2 separate regions of the Homo sapiens genome follow, and region 1 is linked to region 2. A link is an interaction called in ENCODE POLR2A ChIA-PET data of the cell type or tissue named here. Cell type or tissue: A673. All regions are shown on one strand. Each heading gives the region's core, and the rest is flanking DNA. Links, peaks and the distances in the headings are about the cores only.

Region 1 (8,346 bases), core at 268-8,267, 61 kb after region 2:
ATAGCTATATCAGTTTGAGTTTTTTTTAACAGTTGCTGGCATTTTATGTTGGGTTTGTAAAAACAGTAATGTTGAGAAATATGTATAAATAGTAAATTGGCTTTTTCTAAAATATAATTTTAAAGGATCACATAAAATTAAAGCTACTTCAGCAAAGCGGGGTTAAATGTCTTTCTGTATACATTAGTTGTGAATAAAGACATAAAAACACATTACTGCAAAATTTCATAATGGCCTCTTTGTATATACACATGTACATATATGCAAATAGGCCTTTAAGAAATTTTAGAGCAATATCCATTCATAATATTGTAACTTGTTAGTCATTTACATACTTCATAATGAAATTGAAATATGAAAAATAGGAATATGAAAGAAATATCCATTCATAATATTAAATTTCAGACTGGAACATATTTTTTGTTAAAATCAGAGTTTATTTGGAGTGAATCGAATATATCCATTTAAAATTTGCGTACTATGTTAGGTCATTAAAAGTGTCTTAAATCGCCAACTCCAGAAGATGGATAACAATTTCATTCCTGATGGCAATGAATTTCCTTCTTCTGAATTTTTTTATTAGGTGCACTAGGCCTTCCAATGAGGGGGATGAGCAACAATACCCCTCAGTTAAATCGCAGCTTATCACAAGGCACTCAGTTACCGAGCCACGTCACGCCAACAACAGGGGTACCAACAATGTCACTTCACACGCCTCCATCTCCAAGCAGGTATTTATTGATGGACCAGAATATTTTTCAAAATGTATCTTGGTAGAGTAAACAAACTTTTAGTTTTTTAATAAGGTAATTAATTACTTGATTTTCTGGTTCAGTGCCTTTCACTGAGGAAGAAAATACCTATGCTCTTTTTATTTCAGTGCAAATTGTTAAGTACAGTACAAGTGGTTTTTATACTGCAGCTCGCATACTGGTTGTCAGTGGGGTGGATATCAAGGGTTAATCATTTCCTGGGGAGCTTTTTCAAAAGGCACCTGTCTTCCTCAAAGGAATATGTGCAATTTAAAATTCCTCCCCAGATGATTGTGATCATTGCTCCCTCGCCACACATCCATTGCTCTAATGAGCATAAAGTAAAACAGATGACATAGACTATACATTTAGTATGCAGAGGATAGAACGATATGCCATTGAAATGAAATTATTCTAAATATGTGTGTGAAATACATTTATATTTTATGTCACAGTCACACCAGTAGTTCTCTCATCTTAGATACCACCTTTTATCAGTTGCACTATAATTTGCCCTTTATTGTTTGTTTACTTTTTCTTTTCAAAGAGCTAGAATGACTAAAGAATTAATAAAAATTAGAACTGCAATTTGAAAGTATATTTGAGATTCTAGGGTTGGACCAATTGATTATTTAAAGAGAATTTTAATGAGTGATTGTAGAGAGCTTATTTAGTATAATGGACTTCTTTTTCAGGGGTATTTTGCCTATGAATCCTAGGAATATGATGAACCACTCCCAGGTTGGTCAGGGCATTGGAATTCCTAGCAGGACAAATAGCATGAGCAGTTCAGGGTTAGGTAGCCCCAACAGAAGCTCGCCAAGCATAATATGTATGCCAAAGCAGCAGCCTTCTCGACAGCCTTTTACTGTGAACAGGTAAGATGTTTATTGATACTGTGTATAATTGTCTTTCTGGGTATACTCAGATTTGCCTTTTCATATTTTCACTTTGTTCTTGAGGTGTGGCTTCTCTCTAATAAGTGTGTTTCATCATGCATTTATGTCCAAAGATTCTGTTACCCATCACAAAACGATACGTTTTCTTGAAAATCAGGTTGATTTTGGAAAGCACATTAAAACATTTTGTTGTTGTGGTTGTTAGAAAAGGATTGTTCTTGGATTCGCCACCAGGCAAATTTTGGTTGATATGTCCTCTCTTTATAAAATAAGTTGATTACCTGTGTGGTAAGAGTTCTAGGTTTATGAATAGAACTGGAGACATGTTTGACTATTACTACTTTGCTTTAGTTATACTTTGAGTACCTTCTCAAGTAAGATTTGGTTTTGTGCATTGGAGACTTACCAACAAAAGACTTTTTAAGATCACATCTATAGTATTTGAAAACCGTATCATGTTTAGGGATTCAAAACAAAAAAACGGGTTTTTGTACTTTTTCACTTCTCTTTGTACTGTCTGTTGCATATACTTTGCGAATAAGAGGAGTTACTCATTTTGTTAGGATTTTCAAGCTGTTTGGGTAATTTGTATGAGAATTATGTCTGAAATATAACACTTTCTTGCAAAAGTAGTATTTAAGCTTGATTGCCTACATGTATATATATGTATTTTTTAAATGGAGAAATGTAGGGGCAAAACTACCTTGATCTAGTTGTTATCATCATACCTGTTTGATTCACTTTATTCTGTCTAGTAAAATCTGAATTAAAATAGGTTTAGCACATTTACTGTTTAATCCTCATTCCATAAACTCCAGGTTTTGCTTTTATTTAGATATCTATAATTTTACTGCTCTTTTAAATTTTAAAAAACTTATTTGTGAAGGGTTATCAAAATTCTCATCTCCTTGATACCTTTCTAACCTTATATCTTTATCATAACTTTATCATATCTTTGTGCGTTCTCATAGTATTGGGCATTGAATGTATAAATTTTTACCTTTCCATAGTTTTTCACATTTTGTTTTTAAAATACACTTTGCTTAAATTGTCAATGTAACATGGATCTCTAAAACCCTGCTTATTTCTACTATTGACAGATTGTATTTATTATAAATTGTTTTCATCTCTGAGCACTTATTCCATGTTTGATGGTACCTGTAATAGCATCAGCAATTCTAATATGCTATTAAACAAAAATTTCCATTGACTTTCTGGCTCTTCTCTAGAGTGTTTGTTGTTTTGTCAGCTGCATGTTTTATCAAAAAATTGTTTCACTATAGGTTTATAGATTTAGTCAAAACCCAAAAAACCCTGTCATCTTCATACAGATTAACCCCGCTTACAGCATTGATACACTAAGTGCCTTTTATCAGAAGAATATATGACATTAAAGACATGTGGTTTCACTATAGAATCTGCATTAACAATTCCTGTTGACACTCTTAATTATTTGGCCTTGCTCTAAGTTCTGCCTTATTTTTTTTTTTTTCTTCACATGCTTAGTCTTGTACAAAAAAGGGAGGGAGGCAACTGTAACTATTTACGAAATACCAGTTGTGTATTAATTTAAAATTGGGGACACCATAGACTGTGTTTTCTTTTAAGTATATGAAAGGTAAACTATATTTAGATAAGAATGATGTATTTTTGAGCACTGAATTCAATTTTAAAACGCACCATTCAATTCAGGTCACTACATATTTATTGAATGTCTATTATGTCTTCCTGAACACTAAAGGGCAGAAGACACAGAGAGGAGTTTAACATGGGAGGAGTATGACATAAACTCCTGTGTCCATGAGGAGTTTATATTCTAGTTGGGAAGATGAATACTGTAAGAGAGAAGATCTATTATGAAAAGTAATATTTGCAAGCTTTACCAGTAAAGAAGAAAAACAACTATTTAGCAAGAATAATCTTAACACTAACCTGCATATTTTTGAGGTTAGGTAATTCAGGTATCCAGGAAGTTGGCTCTTCAAGTACACAAAATGGTGCCCTGAATCTGTTTTCCTCAAGGTTCATATATAAATTTTTGAGTTTTTGTTTTTTAACTAATCTGCCTAAAATGTTCTGGTTCTCATTTGTTCATGGAAGGACTTTAGAGAAGTTTTCAAGTAAAGATAAAGAATAGATTCAGAAAAATAATATTAGTGTTGGTTTTGAAACATATTGTTATTTTATATGGAGACCAAAAATACACACTTCTGTTTTTCTTCATCTGAAAGTTAGTGTTCTTACTGTATATCTAAAACTATTTTCTATGTACCCAGTATGTCTGGATTTGGAATGAACAGGAATCAGGCATTTGGAATGAATAACTCCTTATCAAGTAACATTTTTAATGGAACAGGTAAGCTTATTCTGGAGCTAGTACCCTACAAAAAGTATGATAGATTTATGAAATATAAAGCAATTCAACATACTGGTCTTTAAATACGGTAGGATTTTTTATTATGTTAGATGGTAGATTTTAATTCAGTGAAAAATAGGAATAGGATTCAATACAGTGAATAGTTGAGAGAGATGTAAATTTTTTTTACTTAGCATGGTAACGTAGTAATTTGTGTTATAACATCAGGATTATTTCCTTAACACCTGGAGAGAGCCTACACATTAACTTAGTTAGTATTTATGCCTCAAAATATTTTGCTTCATAGCTTTTACTGTCCTCAGCCCTGTCACTGTGAGAACTATAGCTTAGACTAGGTTGGGTGGTATGACATTCTGGCTATGGAGATCCAGATTGAAGAGAACCTTTAAAATTGTATGGAACACTTACGTTTTTTCTTAATAGTTTTAATAATACTAATGTTGGCATTTAACCTTTATGAATTGTTGATTCAGTTTTATGTATAAAATTTAGTTACATGGAAAACCAACTCTGATTTTGACAGTAAAAAATTCCTTCAGTCTTTTGGTTTATTTCTTTTATCAACTGCTTCAGATAGAAGAGAACAGGAAGCTTTGTTGCTATTTTGCTTTAGGTTTTACCTTCTCCACCCTACAGACCCTTTCCTGAGAAAGGAAATAAAGGATGTTATGATCATAGGAGCAAAAATGAACAGCATTATTGGAGAGGATTAAATGTAAAGGAAGTGGAAGGTAAAAGAATGCTCACTGAAATGGAGCATTTGTAGAGGCAAGAGAAGATTTAATAAGGAAATGTCATTTGTAGCTATGAGCTTTTAATTTCTAAATGTTAATGTATGCTCAGCAGCATAGATTAATCACACAAGATTAAAATCTTTGAAAAAAGATTCCAAATTTTAGCATTTGTAAGTGGTGGCTTGTGTTCAAGATGTAGTATGAAATACTGTATTCCATTCTTTCTAAAATGTACATTTCTTCATAATTTAATGTCTTTGAAATCAGGCTACATCTGCATATCATAGTTTAATTGTAGTTTTTTTCTAAATGTGATGTAAATTAACAGTAAAGATGTCTGACAGTGCCATCTTAGATTCTGCATTATGGTTTTATACAGTGCTATAAAACTTGAGAATTATTTTTTAAATTCTGTTTTAACTAAGCATATTTTATGCTAGGAAAATTCCCAATTCTTTCATAAAAATATAGATTGGGGGTTTATTAACTTTATTAGGTTGAAACATAGTCTCAAATAATAAATGGCAAATTTAAATTCCATCTTGGAGGACCTAAAGATATGTATTAAAAGTTAATATATATTCAAAATGTATGACTCATTTATAATCAAAGAATTTGAGAAATTATAAATTGAAACAGGATATAAATTTTTAATTTCTACTGTCTTATTCAGTGGTAATTTTTTATTCAAAGTTCTTAAGCTGCAGAAATAAATTTATAAACTGCAGTTTTTGTAAACAGCCAGGTATAAATGATTTATCCTTTACCCTTGTAATTTGAAATTGTCACCTGTCTTTGAATGTTAATAAATTAATGGTGTCTATTGTTTTTCTGTCAACAAAGTAATCTTGAGATAACAGTTACTGTTTGAGATTCTTACAGTTGTGAAATTTGGAGAAAACTAAAAATTAATTGGGAAGTGGCAAAATAAATTGAAAATGGTAAAACAAAAATTAAAAGCTATAGCGCAGGCTAAAAGGACGGTAGAAAGTTTTCTTCAAAAATTAAGAACCCAAGGTTATAAGAATACTAAAAAGTTAAGAAATTGAGATGATTAAAATAGACAAAGTAGAGAAGTTGGGTTAAATTTTAATTTTTAAAGGAAGCCAGCTGATTGTTTTAACTTAAAATGAACAAAAATACATTTAATTTATTCTATATATATTTATTGAGCGCCTACTGTGTAATAGGTAATATAAACTTCTGGGCTTTGTATCATATTTCTATATTTCCTATCCATTTACCATATATGGGAACCCTACTGCCACCCTGTTGTACCCCACCCTCAAAATGCGCACATGCGCACGCACACACGTTTGTATATGAAAGCGGTCAATTACAGGTGGAAGTCCTCAGGGCTTCTGCTTCACTGCCTGTGCCTCAGCTATATCTTTCTGGCCATTTGCAGGAGGCACTATCATTGTCACCATTTGTGTGTAACCGAAGCTTCAAGCATTCTAGATATAACCTCCATCTGAGCATAATGAAAAGACAAGTTATATCGTAACAATCTCCCTCTTGTTAGCTCACAAGCTATAATTTTAGGTTACCATCTTCCATGGGGGAAATATATGCTTTTTATTCTCTTTGTTACATCTCTAGGATTTGGGGTTTCTATTATGCTGGTTGCGTATTCCTTTGCTAAATTGTTCATGGAATTCTTTGACATGAAATCAATCTGCAAGTATCTTTTGAGCACCTACATACACCTAGTACAGTGCCGTGCATTATTTAGGAAGAAGGCGCAATCATTTCGAATTATATTATGGTTGGTTTTTATAATCTCTTAAAAAATATTTGTAGAATCAATAACCAGTGTCCTTTCTTATTATTTAGACGGAAGTGAAAATGTGACAGGATTGGACCTTTCAGATTTCCCAGCATTAGCAGACCGAAACAGGAGGGAAGGAAGTGGTAACCCAACTCCATTAATAAACCCCTTGGCTGGAAGAGCTCCTTATGGTAATTAAGCTTTTTAATGATGGCCAGTAGAAAGTTTCCATTGTATGTGCACACACATATACATTTACATGTACGTATACATATGCTTGTGTGTGTACACATGTATGTTTGCATTTTCTAATCAGGTTAGTGTAATTTTTTCAGAATTGATATATTAGAAGTGATTTTTCTTCCCAGAATACCATGATAGCAAAGTTAAATGGGAAAACTTTGTACAAAAACCCAAGAGGAAGTCCTCATTGGTATTCAGAAGTTATTTTCTTCTGTTATCCCTGCCTTAGTTTACCTTAAGTGTTTTATTTTGTGGTCTGCCTTTTCTCTCCTTAATTGATCACACATTTTTTCAAAATAATATATTCCTGGTGATTAATAATGACTGACTATACATTGAAGATGTTTTTCTGAGCCAAGGTTTTTCTCAACCTCCACACTGTTGACATTTGGGCCAGGTAATTCTTTGTAGAGAGGAGATGTGGGGGGCTATTGTGTTTATACAGAATGTTAAGCAATATTCCTGGCCTTGGCCTACAAGATGCTAGTAGCACTTTCTGTTTCTAACCCCCATAGCCTCTATTGTGACAGACACAAATGTTTTCAGACATTGGCAGATGTCACCTGGGGAAAAAAAATTGCCCCCTGTTGAAAACCATTGCTCATGGGTCATGTATAGCTTATGCAGACTCTTGGTCTCCGTTAATATCCTTCATCACCCTTTTTCACTGTCTCTAATAGATAAGAAATTTGGCTAATCAGGGATAAATGGAAATAAAGGAGGGGAAACATATGCAATAACAATATAACAATGTAGATATGAAAATTCTGTGACAGCAATGTAGCTATACTATTTTTATCACATAGTTTTTTTCTTTTGGGAAAACCTGATAGAGACCAGTAACAAAACGGTGAATTTAAAAGAATCAGTTCATCCATTATTTTAAGATAGAATTAATATTTGATCACATTTTCAACCAAGAAGGATTTCTGTGCCATTCAGATATGAATACAAATAACAGTATATGAAGAAGGGAAACATTTATTGTTTATATTCTAAAGTTTCCAAATTAGTCTCCCCAAAATAAAAAAAAAAATGATCTGCCCTGGAAGTTGAGTACCTAGCTACTTGATTCTCAGTTCAGACTCTAATGTTTTTAACCTTTCCTCATAGGTCCATTTTTTCATCCCTTTAATCATTCCCGTTGCTCTCCTTGGACCATCTCTAGTTTCTCCATATCGTTCTTGAATTGTGGAGCCCCAAACTGGATATTGTTCTCCAATAAGGGCCCGACTAATGCCAAGTATAGTGGGAGGATTATTTCCCAGTTCTTGCATGTTTTACATCTATAACATGGAGTCCAAGAAAATCTGAAATAATATGGAGTTGTTTTATAATTGATTGCAATTTGCTCACTCTGTAAGTCGCTTTCAAGTAGAATACTGACATATTCTTTTAAATTTTATTTTGTTCATTTGTATTTGAGAGTTAACTGGTATTTATAATATCTAGTCAAATATTTAAATAAAACAAGCTTTTAAACCAAAATTGTTAATAATTAATCCAATATCAAATTAAATTTTTAAGCACCTACGCATGACATGGATTACTGTTGATTTCCCTTGTATTA
Region 2 (8,346 bases), core at 93-8,092:
AAAGGATTTAAGAGGAAAAGAATAGTCTATCACAGGGATTGCAAACTATGGCTGCAGGCCAAGTCTAGCCTGACATCTGCTTTTTGTAAATAAAGTTTTATTGGAATACTGCCACATTTGTTAGTTTATATATTGTCTCTGGCTGCTTTTGCACTACAATGCAGAATTGATTAGTTACAATGGAGACTGTTAGGCTTGTGAAACTTGAAATATTTTCTATCTGGCCCTTTACAAAGTATTTACTATCTGACCCTTTACGAAAAAGTTTGCCAACTCCTGGTCTGACATGTACACACACATATTTTCCATTTTTTTCCCATTCATTCATAAAACTCTAAGTTTTCTACCGGTATTATTTTCATTTTGTCCAAAGAATCTTCCTTTCTTTATAGCAGGTCTGCTAGCAATGAATTCTCTTAGTTTCTTTCATCCGAAAGTGTCTTTATTTCACCTTTGTTTTTGAAGGATGCTTTTGATCCATGTAGAATTCTGGGTGGACAGTTCTCTCGGTAGCAATTAGCTAGAGTAGAGTAGCAGCAACTGCCTTCTTTAGGTGGTCTGTGGACCTTCCAGTTTGCCATACTTTTTGATACTTTCTCTTGTCTCTTTGACATTGATACCCACTGCCATTCTTGATATTTACTATTGTGCCTATGTGGTGGTTTTTCTTATCAAAGGATCAGAAGAAAGTAAAATTTATTTGTTATTTTCTGAGACAGGGTCTTGTTCTTTTTCCCAGGCTGGAGTGCAGTGGTGCAGTCAGGGCTCACTTGCAGCCTTGAACTTCTGGGCTCAAGTGATCCTCCCACCTTAGCCTCCCAAGTAGTTGGGACTACAGGGTGCGTGTGCCATCACGCTCAGCTTATTTAAAAAAAATTTTTTTTTTTTTGGTAGTGATGGGGTCTCACTATGTTGCCTGGTCTGGCCTCGAACTCTGGGCTCAAGTGATTTTTCCTACTTTGGCTTCCCAAAGTGCTGGGATTACAGGTGTGAGCCACCACACCTAGCCAGAAGTAAAATTTTTACTGTACTCCTGTTTCTATGTAGTGGGAAAACAAAATCATAAGTCCGTGTTTCAAGAAATGTGGGAGAAACAATAATTTTTAATGGCATTTGGAATGTTTATACATGTCCGGTATGCAAAAAGGATCATACCTGTTTTCAGACTTGTCTTTTTAAACACTTGAGTTGGCATCTTATGCTGCAACATATATTTTCAAAATGCTTTAACATCTCACCCATCATTTTCTTTTTCAAAGTAGCACTTTTTCCTGTATAATTTATGTCTTTCCCTAATAACTTTTTGGCATATATTTTCAGTGTCTTTGCCCTGTCTTGCTTTCTTATAGCCAAGTCACATCAAAGTTGATTTAGCCCTGGGTTGTGAATCAGAAATGCTGGATTCTGTTTTCTCTCACTCTGTCACTAATTAGCTGTGTGTATGAGACCTTGAACAAGGTTAGGCCTACCAGACTACAATGTATCTCTGAAACAAGGTGTTTAAACTCAATTTCGCTCTGAAGCTTTTTTTTTTTAAGCTTTTTTTTTTTTTAAGGTCTTTACTATTCGAAGTTACTCTCTGCCAACAACCTTGTTCATGCTGTGATATTCTCATCCAGAGGTTATTAATATTTTTTGTTCCATGAACCTTTTTGGCTCTCTGGTGAAGAATGTGGACCCCTTCTCAATAATAGTTTACATGTGCAAAATTAAATACATATGCTTATGAGGTCACCAGTTATATTGGAGTACAGTTTTTAAAATATTGACTAAACAAACTCAGTAACATGCATATCAACACGAAGTCTACTGGTATATAGTATTAATAACTTTTAGACTTGTGATGAATATAAATGATAATTTGAGATTTGAAGCAACTAAAGTGATATGAAAATATCTGTGGTTTCTAGTGGTAACAAAAATCATCACAGGTGCCTCTAGCACCACTGTGGCTTGTTACCTACATTTTAAATTAAGGAAATACTAAATTTCAGTTAGAGGTTTGTAAAATTAAAGCTCTAGCTTTTTTACCCCAGCCAAGTTTATGTACCTTCTGCATTCAGTCAAAAGACTGAAGATTTATAGAACCTGGTTAAGAATTCTGTCTTTTCCAGCCCATGAGACATTTGGCTTAGTGCCTAATATATATTAGGTGAACATAAGTTATGTGTAATACATATGAAATACATTCCTCAGTGAAAAAGTATTGCTAATAAAGGTTTTAATATTATTGCCATTTGTGACCTTGTGTTAATTATAATTAGTGCTTTATAAATCCATAGAGAACAATTGGCAAACACAGAGTTTTATTTACTACCTGGCATATAGTAGGGCTCAGTATTTTTGGAAGGAAGTTAGAAGAGTCTCTGATTATTAGTATCAATGATTTTTGACCATTTTATTTTTAAATACTTGTTTCAAAATCTCTGGTAAATTTCTGTGTGAAATAATTTGTTTACTTTAGTATTTCTTGACAGGGAATACAGGTATCCCCTATAAATGGCAAGCTGCTATAGTTATCCTTAGTATAACACATGATAAACTGAAACTTAGTTCTTAGATAAATAAAGCAAACAATACGTTTGTCTGCACTGCCTGAAAATTTTGAATTGCACAATTTTTCAAATATTCTCAATTCAGTAGCAGTGAAACAACACATATTGAGGTTAAAGTTCTTTACATTAATAGTATACTACCACTGTTCTTAGAGTAGACTCATACCCCTACTTCTTTGATTCTAGGTTTACTCTAATTTTAATGTTTCTCCTGGAAATGTAAGTCCTAAGTTTTTATAGGGCTTTTTAGTTGCCTTCTTCCTCCTCATAGGAAAATATCCATTTGTTAAATAAAGATATTAATATATACAGAAATATGTTTGTAACCAATATTCTTAAACCTACACTTAACTGACCCACTCTTTTAAACAAACCATTATTTTAGATTCTTAGTCCTGAGTATTCTGAGCATTTATAGCTAGTAAACTACTCTCTAGTTTACCCTTGTACCCTTTTCTCCACCAGGTTAGTTATATGCCTAACAAGAATCAGTTTTTATGCCAATGTTAATGTAATTTTTACTTTAAATGTGATCTAAGTGAATAAAATATGAGCACAGAAAGATAGAACTATTGTTTTAATGAAAAGCACGGTGAATGGTTCGGAAGGACTTATATAAAGTTCTTTACAAATTGCTAAAGGATTAGGTGTGGATAAGCCCAGAGGTTTAGGAAACTTTTGGTTCAATTGACTAAACAGTATGGAAAACTATTTTCTCACATATCTGGAGGAATGGAAGCTTTTGTGTGGTTGGTTAATGCAGTGGTTTAATAATTAATTCCAGGGTCAGATTCTTTCTGTTTGTTCTGCCATTGTCAGAGTGTCAGCTTGTCCACAGGCTAGCTCTCTTTATGGTTACAAGATGGATATAGTAGCTCTAGTTGTGCTATTCTGATATAACAACACCTATTGGGGAAAGAGGGTCTGTTTTTTCTTTCTTTCCTAGAATCCTACCATCAGTTTTTCCCTTATGTCTCACTAGCCAGGATTGGTTTAAATGCCCTTTCATAAATCAATTACTGACAAGAGGGATAGGATTACCAAATTGGCTTACACTGATCACATTTCCTTTTTTTTTTTTTTTTTTTTTTGAGACAGGGTTTCTTGCCCAGGCTGGAGTGCAGTGGCACAATCTCAGCTCACTGCAACCTCTACCTCCCAGGTTCAAGCGATTTTACTGCTTCTGCCTCCTGAGCGACTGGGATTACAGGCACCCACCATCACGCCTGGCTAATTTTTGTATTTTTAGTAGAGATGGGGTGTGCCATGTTGGCCAGACTGGTCTTGAACTCCTGACCTTAGGTGATCAGCCCGCCTCAGCCTCCCAAACTGCTAGGATTACAGGCGTGAGCCACTGTGCCCGACCAGCATTTACTCTTGAACCATGTGGGAAAGTTTGAATATTTGGACAACTATGGTGGTCACAGATAGAAGGGCTTTTAGAGTGTCAACCAGGAGTGTTTGCTATGGTGAGACAGCTATTAAAAAATTAGAAAGTATTTGTTAAATTTCAGAAAGATTCTGCTATTTATTTGCCTTTAAGGTCTTGTTCAACTTTAAACAAAATTGAAACTGGACATCTTAAAAGATGCATTATAGATGTGCATTATACAAAAAATGATGTGAAAAGTTAATTACTAATCCTACACTCAAAAGCTTGTCCTACGTCAGACTATCAAGGGGGAATAAATGTCCATTTGTATTTTAAAAGTATTTGATTTGGCAGGAACTAACTTTTAAAATTAACCTTCCGGTTGCTGGTCTTTTTCTTACTAGACAAGGTGCTTCTGCTGCAGTCCTTGTAAGGAAAATGATGTTTCCATAAAATTAAAGTTAGTAAAGGATTTAGTATATTTCTTGTGCTTCATTTATTCAGTAAAATGTATCTGTTATGTATCACTTATTGTAGGTACTTGTGATAACAGTGATAAGCTTAATAGACAAGGTTCTTCTGCTTAAGGAACTTCAGGGATACAGACAGAAAACAAATGAGAACAAAATTCAGACTGTTGGGTGTTCAGTGAAGGCCTTTCTGAAAAGAGATAGTCAAGCAGACATGTTAACGTCAAGAAGCAGTTTGGCATTTGGAGATTTGGGGTAAGATCGTTGAAAAGGAGCAGCAAATATAAAGGCCCTAAATTGAGAACTGACTGGATGTGTTTGAGAAACACAAAGAAAGGCAATATGGCTAGTACTTACTGAGATATTCTCACTTCTTTTCTTACTCTTTGTTTTCTTACCTATCATTAGTAATCACTATATTGCTTATACCGTTAAGTCTGTTGCTTCTCTCATGCTTCTTAATACTCACAACTTTTGGTTAAGTCTGCTTCTACCTATACTGTTCCTGCATCCCTGCAGTTGTGTGTGGCTAGAGAACACCAGCCTCCCATGGGTCCTTAGTACTACTTGGCAATTCTACCTACTGTCGTTCCTCTAATCCCTTCACTCTCCCTTTCTTAGAAGACCTTTTCCTCCCTCCTCAGACCTGTAACACTTCCTCCCATATTCTTATGCTCACCCGATAACTTCATTTCTTATTTTACTAAGAAAACAGAAACAGCTGAATGAGAACTTCCATAGCTTTTATTACTATGGCCTACCTGAATCTGTTCCTGTTTACTATCTTTGTTTCTGTTTCTATTGATGATATATCTTTGTGCCTATCTAAGGCCATTCTCTTATTAATGCCATCCACATCTGCTCAGAGTCATTACTCCAGTAATTTCTCTCTCTCCATCTTGTATCATCAGCATTTCCCTCTGTGCCATAATTTTTCCTGTCTTTAAAAAAAGCCTTCTGTCAACGCTAAATTTTTTCAGCTATTACCATTTTTCACTTTTATGGCAAAACTTCTTGAAAATGATGTCTGTACTTTGTCTCCAGTTTCTCTCTTCCTGTTCTCTTGTGAATCCAGTCTAGTTAGTACATTTATTTCACCAAAGCTATCTACGAAGATTACCAAGTAGGTGATCTCCATGCTGCAATCCAAAGATTAATTCTCATCTTTTTTTTTTAGTCAACAGCATTTTGAAACAGTTGATTACATTCTTCCTTGAACCACTTATTCCAGTTAACTTTCAAGATATCTACCATACTCTCTTTGGTTTTCATCTCCCTCGCTGGCTGCTCCTTCTCTAAACCATGAACTAGACCATGCAGATATATTATTTTCATTTATAATAGGAAATTAAATCACACAGAAGCTAAGCAACTTGTGTAAACAGATGTACTTTTCGGGCAGCAGGAAGACTAGAAACAGCCCCTGTTGTCTGAATTTCAGACCCCAGTTTTATTTAAGCCCATATCAAATGAAGAGCTTTTAATTTTCAAGCCTGTGGTTCAGAAATTATTGAACTTTTGTCGTTTAAGATCAGTAGGATTCCCTTTATAAGTATTCACTTCATTTGAAACTTTTAAGCCACAGTAGAAGAAAATTTCTGTCTCGAGATGGTGGGCCTTTTAGATAGACCTGACTCTCTACTTATAGTAAATTTTGTGTATCAGATGTGTAGAATCCTCCTTGGAGTATGGATGTGAGACAACTGTACAGTTGAGTTAAAAGTAGTACCACTGTGGAAAATGGAAGACACATACAACATTGTTATAAAACATTATGACAACCAGAGAGCAAATTCATTTCAATAGATTATTGTTAAGTTGTATTTGTTTTTCTTTGTAGATATAGGCAACTTTTCATTTTACATGCTAATTATAGGTCTGTGAAACCCATATTACTAAAATACTCAGAGAAACTGTTCTTAGTTAATATGGCAATTTTCCCAGACCAGGTATGGTATTCTTGAGTTTTATTTATTTTTATTTCACTGAAATTCTTGAGTTTTATTTATATTTATTTCATCTGTCCATCAACTCAGAATTTTTAAAACATCCATGTGATCAAGCAAAAAATTAGTTCATAAGGGCAAGGAAATATTTATGTGACTGCAGTCTACCTATTAAGAAAACATTGCTTGATGTAGTTCTAGAATTTGAGGAACCCTTATTTTAAAGATAATGGCTAAATGCATTTACTGCATGTTTTATTGAGCTCCAGTGAAATCGGTCACATCTTGTAGTTTGTCCTAATTAATAGCCACCCCAGAATGTAATGTCTTCTGTTAAAAAAAGAGAAAACCTGTTCAGCTGGTTCAGCTGTCTTAACCTAACCAAATTCATATTTTAACTTTGAGTATGGTAATGACTACCAAATTACAGATATTTTAGATACTATTTTCAGCTTCTAAAAGGTTTGGGCATTGTTTAAATACTATTGAGTAATGAAGTGGGATGAGGGGAACATGGGGAAGGTTTTTTAAAAAGTTTAAAAGAAGAAAAAGTTAAAAAAGATTCATCTAAGTCATTTTATTTTATAGCTTAGGAAACTAAGGCCAGAGAGAAGTAATTGATCTATTTTTTGGGTTTGTAATTTTGCCTTTTCCATAATGTCATATTAATGGAATTGTTCAACGTGTGGCCTTTGGGGTCTGGTTTGTTTCCTGTAATGTAGCAAAAATGCACTTAAGATTCATCCATCTTGCATGAATTAACAGCTTCTTCCATTTTGTTGTTGAGAGTATTCTGTTGTGTAGATACTCTGTTTATCCATTCACCTATTAAAGGACATCACGTCTTCACTGGAATGAAGTACATCTTCATACATGTACTGGTTTTGGTGTGAACCTGTTTTCAGTTTATACTGGTAAATAACTTTGGGGCATAGTTGCTGAGTTGTATGGTAAGCTTGTGTTTACCTTTATAAGAAACTGCCTAACCTTCTAACATGGCTGTACTTACCTTCATTTTTGAAAGATATTTTAGCTGGGCTTAGAATTCTTTGTAGATAGTTTTCTTTTCTTTTCTATACTTTAAATATATTGAACCACTCTCCTCTGATTTGCATTGTTTCTGATGAGAAGTCTGATGTCATTCCTACCTTTGTTACTCTATGTATTTTTTTCCCCTGCTTTAAGATTCTTGTTTATTGCTGTTTTGCAGCTATTTTACTCTGAGATGTTGTGATCATGTGGTTTTGTTTTTGTTATTCTCTTTAGAGGTTGTTGAATTTGGATCTGTGGGTTTATAGTGCTCATCAAATATATTTAAAAAATTTAGTTCCAGTTTCCCCTCCTTGTGCTTCAGCCTCAAAACTACAGGCAGTGAGCTGGGTGTACTACGTTTGTTCTTTTTCTTGACGATCTCTGTCCTGAGAAGATTGTTGTGTGATGTCTGGAAACCATTGTTTCATATATTTTGTCTAGTTTTCTGTTTATTTAAGGTAGAAGGGTAAACATAGCCTCCTTTTTTCATCATGAAATACATCCTTGCCTTATAGAAAATTTCATTGTAGTTTTGCAAATATTTGTCTTTTCTGAATTCTTGAATATAGGACTTGGTGGGAGAACAGTGTATAAACCTTAATAAATTTTGGCACCTAGGGTGCATGCTGTCTCTCATACTTGTTCCTTTTCACAGATTGTGTCTCTCTTTGACGTATTGTACATCCTTTCATTTCCAATATGAAGGTTATCAACAGAATTTATTGCTGAATATTTTTATTTAATATAGTACAGTGAAGATAGTGGTGACAGATGTTAACTTTTCATGTTTATTTGGAAGAAAATACAGTGTCTTCAGTCATTTTTCTTTTTTGTTTATTAAAAGGAGATAATGATTCTTAGTTCACTATAGAATATTAGCTCCCACATTGATTAGAGTATATAATGGCTATGGATTGAAACTCCAGGCCATGAAATATTTCCAGTTATCCCCAGAAGAGGAAACAAAGCAA

Evidence for each region. ChIA-PET counts read pairs that join two places held together with the same protein. Peaks named below come from ENCODE experiments on the same cell type or tissue, not always from the same donor. Only the 100,000 strongest peaks of a DNase experiment are listed, where the experiment ranks them.
Region 1: POLR2A ChIA-PET joins it to region 2 with 14 read pairs; 7 of 35 experiments call an interaction of 5 or more read pairs at or near these places.

What each region holds. Positions count from the first base shown.
Region 1 is chr12:70,328,840-70,337,185 of GRCh38, forward strand. It overlaps CNOT2 (CCR4-NOT transcription complex subunit 2), which reads left to right. Exons shown (of 16, transcript NM_014515.7): 5 at 584-731; 6 at 1,448-1,630; 7 at 3,928-4,007; 8 at 6,599-6,724. Among named protein-coding and RNA genes, the nearest start is that of KCNMB4, 33 kb to the right of the region's middle. In A673, for the core only: no CTCF peak of the experiment used is centred there; no DNase peak of the experiment used is centred there.
Region 2 is chr12:70,267,752-70,276,097 of GRCh38, forward strand. The region is part of intron 1 of CNOT2 (CCR4-NOT transcription complex subunit 2); the gene reads left to right. Among named protein-coding and RNA genes, the nearest start is that of CNOT2, 28 kb to the left of the region's middle. In A673, for the core only: no CTCF peak of the experiment used is centred there; a DNase peak (open chromatin) is centred at 3,570; H3K27ac peaks cover 245 bases.